2 separate regions of the Homo sapiens genome follow, and region 1 is linked to region 2. A link is an interaction called in ENCODE POLR2A ChIA-PET data of the cell type or tissue named here. Cell type or tissue: GM12878. All regions are shown on one strand.

Region 1 (2,500 bases), 91 kb before region 2:
ATTCTGCACATGTATCCCAGAACTTAAAGTATAATTTAAAAAAAAATGAAAAGGAATGAACAAAACCTCTGAGAAATGTGGGATTATATCAAGAGAATTAATCTATGACTAATTGGGGTACCTGAAAGAGACAGAGAGAATAGAACCAAGTTGGAAAACATACTTCAGTATATCATCCAGGAGAATTTCCCCAACCTAGCAAGACAGGTCAACATTCAAATTCAGGAAATATAGAGAACCCCAGTAAGATATTCCACAAGAATATCATCTCCAAGACAGATAATCATCAGATTCTCCAAGGTCGAAATGAAAAAAAATGTTAAGGGAAGCCAGAGAGAAGGGCCAGGTTACCTACAAATGGAAGCCCATCAGACTAACAGCAGACCTCTCAGGGAAACCCTATGAGCCAGAAGAGACTGAGGGGCCAATATTTAACATTCCTAAAGAAAAGAATTCCCAACCCAGAATTTCATATCTGGCCAAACTAAGCTTCATAAGCAAAGGATGAATAAGTTCCGTTTCAGATAAGCAAATGCTGAGGGAACTTTTAACCACCAGAGCTGCCTTGCAAGTGCTCCTGAAGGAAGCACTAAATATGGAAAGGTAAAACCATTATAAGCCACTACAAAAACTCACTGAAGTGCACAGACCAGTGACACTATGAAGCAACCACATAAACAAGTCTGCAAAATAACCAGCTAGCATCATGATGACAGGATCAAATCCACACATAACAATACTAACCTTAAATATAAATGGGCTAAATGCCCCAATTAAAAAACACAGAATAGCAAGCTGGATAAATAACCAAGACACATCAGTATGCTGTCTTCAAGAGACCCATCTCACATGCAAAGACACACATAGGCTCAAAATAAACAGATGGAGAAAAAATTACCAAGCAATGGAAAACAGAGAAAAGCAAGGGCTGCAATCCTAGTTTCTGACAAAACAGACATTAATAAACCAACAAATATTTTAAAAGGCAAAGAAGGGCATTACATAATGGTAAAGGGTTCAATTTGACAAGAAGAGTGAACTATCCTAAATATATATGTACCTAATACAGGAGCACCCAGATTCATAAAGCAAGTTCTTAGAGACCTTCAAAGAGACTTACTCTCACACACAATAATAGTAGAAGACATTAACACCCCACTGACAATATCAGACAGATAATCAAGACAGAAAATTAACAAAAATATTCAGGACCCGAACTCACCTCTGGATCAAGTGGACCTGATAAATATCTACAGAACTCTCCACCAAAAACCAACAGAATATACATTCTTCTTATTGCCGCATGGCACTCACTCTAAAATTGATCACATAATTGGAAACAAGACACTCCTCAGCAAATGCAAAATAACTGAAATCCTAACAAACAGTCTCTCAGACCACAGTGCAATCAAATTAGAACTCAAGACTAAGAAATTCACTCAGAAACACACAACTATATAGAAATTGAACAACCTGCTCCTGAATGACTCTTGAGTAAATGATAAAATTAAGGCAGAAATCAAGAATTTCTTTGAAATTAATGAGAACAAAGACACCATGTACCAGAATCTCTGCAATGCAGCTAAAGCAGTGTTAAAATGGAAATTTATAGCACTAAATGCCCACATCAAAAAGCTAGAAAGAGTTCAAGTTAACAACCTAACATTACAACTAAAAGAACTAGAGAACCATGAGCAAACAAACCCCAAAGCTAGCAGAAGACAGGAAATAACCAACATGAGAACCAAACTGAAAGAGAGGAGAAACCAAAAAAAAAAAAAAACTTCAAAAAACCAACAAATCCAGGAGCTGTTTTTTTTTGAAAAAATTAATAAAATAGATAGACCATTAGCTATACTAACAAAGAAGTAAAGAGAGGAGATTCAAATAAACACAATCAGAAATAAGGGGGATATCATCACTGACCTTACAGAAATACAAACAACCATCAGAGAATACTATAAACACCTCTATGCACATAAACTAGAAACTCTAGAAGAAATGGATAAATTCCTGGACACATACACCCTCCCAAGACTGAACCAGGAAGAAACTGAATCCCTGAATAGACCAATAACAAGTTCTGAAATTGAGACGGTAATGAATAGCCTACCAACTAAAAAAAGCTCAGAACCAGACAGATTCACAGAGGAATCTACCAGAGGTACACAGAGGAGTGTGTACCATTCCTACTGAAACTATTCCAAAATATTGGAAAGGAAGGACTCCTTCCTAACTCATTCTATGAGGCCAGCATTATCCTGATAGCAAAATCTGGCAGAGATACAATAAAAAAAGAAAACTTCAGGCCAATATCCTTGATAAACATTGATGCAAATATCCTCAACAAAGTACTGGCAAACCAAATCCATCAGCACATCACAAAACGTATCCACCATGATCAAGTAGGCCTTATCTCTGGGAAGCAAGTTTGGTTCAACATATGCAAATCAATAAATGTGATTCATCACATAAACAGAACTAAAGACAAAAACCACAT
Region 2 (2,500 bases):
AGGAATCTATGCAGGCTTTCTCTCTTGTATTTTAAGGAGCTGAGCTCTGTGCCAATAAAGAAGACCTAGTCCCCACAATGGGCTGCCTCCTCTCTACCCCAGTGGTCCTTCTGGATTCTTCAAGACTGTCTGTTAGAGGTGATAGAAACCTAACTCAAACCAGTTTAAGAAAAAGAGAAGCGGGCATTTATTGGACTAGCACCTGTCAAAACCAGGGGATAGAGTTAGCTTTAGCAGGGCTGCATACCAGGAGTTCAGGCACTATTTTCAGTGCCCTCTCATTCTCTTTCCTCTGTCTCTCCCTTCTTCCCTCCCACCTTCCTGCTTCTTCACCATACTTCTTGCATCTGCCAGAATTAATCCTTAGGTTCTCATCTGATAGCATCAAAATAGCCACTATCAGCTCTTCCCTTAAATGCTGCCAGCTCAACCATCAGAGTAAAAATAATAGTCTCTCCTCAACCTTCTGGAAGAAAAACCCTAGAGAGGACTATGATTGTCCTGGCTGGGGCCCTAAATTAAGACTGAACCAATCACTGTAGCCAAGCAGATGAGCTAGTCTGTTTGCCAAATCTTTACACCCCTGTAACCAGGTTGAGCCCCACAGAAGCCACATGGACTGGTTTCCTTTGGGTCAGGCAGAAGTACTCCCTTGGTTCAATTTACTTTGTGATGAGGAGAGAGGAAAGGCAGAGTGACATGGTATTAAGACTGACCGCTTCTGAGTGTGGCTGGGGATGGTATAATTTAAGCTGAAAAGAGAAGTTAGGCAAGGCAGTATATTTCTCACAGGAACATTTTTAAGTAAACCCAAGAAAGAAAACTGTACAGACAAAATAACAGCTGCCTCTTGCATCTCCTTTATTCATCTCTGGAAACTTGATCCCCTGTAGGTGCAGCCACTTCCTAGACTTTTGGACTGATCTTGCTCTCCAAGAGAAAAATCTAAACTATCCTTGTTTTAAGGTGACTCAGCTTCAAGACAACCTTGCAGAAACCATACTTTAACATTGTTCCTCAGTCTTACTGCTAGTAATTCTGCCTAATTTCAAGAAACCACATGGTATCCCAGTTTTTGCAAGACAGTCCAACAATAGCCAGTCCTCTCATAGATTGAGAATGTCACCCAGTCCAAAGACCACTACCTACCCTTATAGCTCCCTGCCTTGTGGAAGCTAAATCTAGAGAACAGCTAGAAGCCAAGATGATTGTCTCTGTCACTTGTATATTTCACTTCCTGTCTTTCTCTGAAAACTGACCTCCTCTACATACTCATCTGTAGCCCAAAATGGCAGTCCAAGCCACAAAGTCTACCTTAGGTTTCAGGTCAAGAGGACAACATCTACTGCTCTTCCATCAAGTTAGTTGCAAACATCAAGGGCAAGATATGAACCATTGATTCTGATGGATCTGTGAGTCAGCTGGTGTCAGCTAAACTTAATTGACTTAGCTTGGCAGCTCTGCTCCACATGAGTTTATTCTAAGACTCAGGCTACAGGGGCAGAAGCTATTCAAGAGAAGTTTTTATCGTGAGATGACAGAGGCACAAGTGGATGAGAAGGAACACAGAAAGCCTCTTAAAGCATAGGCTCAGAATGGCTGGCACTTCCACCTGCGTGCCATTAGCCAGCACAAGTCATGCAGCAAGTCCAAAGTCCTGAGTGAGAAAGTACTTTCTGCCCATAATGAGACCATAAGAATATGGGTGCAAGGGAAGGTGATATAATTTGGATATTTGTTCCCTCCAAATCTCTGTTGAAACTTGATCTCCAATGTTGGAGGTGGAGTCTGGTGGGAGGTATTTTGGTCAGGGGTGGATCCATCATAAATGGCTTGGTCTTGTTCTCACAGTAATGAGTGAGTTCTCACTCCATTAGTTTCCAAGAGATCTGATTATTAAAAAGAGCCAGGCATCTCCTTTCTCTTTCTTTTTTCTCCACTCTCACCATGTGATAGCTATTCCCCTACCCTGAAGCTTCATGAAGCCCTCACCAGAAGCAGATGCTCCCATGACTGGAAGCTTCCTGAAGTCCCCGTCAGAAGCAGATACTGGTGCCACACTTCCTGTACAGTCTGCAGAACCATAAGCCAAATAAACATCCTTTCTTTATAAATGATCTAGCCTCACGTATTCCTTTATAGCAACACAAACAGACTAACAAACAGAAGGGTAAAAAGTTGGGGCCAATAATTAAATCTTATCTGTATAGCCCTGCTTTATAGAATCACGATCAAAGTATCCAATCCTAGTCAATTAGTTTCAACCAAAGGAAAGATAGGCTCATCCTGTGGATGTAGGGTCACAGGCTGTGGGTGAGGTAGTTCAATCAGAATACAAACTGGTCATGGGAAGAACATCAACTAACATGACTGATATGGCATTTTTCACTTCTCTAATGAACCAAACTTTACTCCACAAGATGGTCAGTATGTGTTTGAGCAAACAAAGGCTATTTCATATCTCAAAGAAAAAATCAAAAGGGTCACATCCACTGTAATT

The links. ChIA-PET counts read pairs that join two places held together with the same protein. Peaks named below come from ENCODE experiments on the same cell type or tissue, not always from the same donor. Only the 100,000 strongest peaks of a DNase experiment are listed, where the experiment ranks them.
Region 1: POLR2A ChIA-PET joins it to region 2 with 8 read pairs; 2 of 35 experiments call an interaction of 5 or more read pairs at or near these places.

What each region holds. Positions count from the first base shown.
Region 1 is chrX:42,409,960-42,412,459 of GRCh38, reverse strand. No RefSeq gene overlaps it. Among named protein-coding and RNA genes, the nearest start is that of PPP1R2C, 370 kb to the left of the region's middle. In GM12878, no CTCF peak of the experiment used is centred here; no DNase peak of the experiment used is centred here.
Region 2 is chrX:42,319,005-42,321,504 of GRCh38, reverse strand. No RefSeq gene overlaps it. Among named protein-coding and RNA genes, the nearest start is that of CASK, 400 kb to the right of the region's middle. In GM12878, no CTCF peak of the experiment used is centred here; a DNase peak (open chromatin) is centred at 1,494.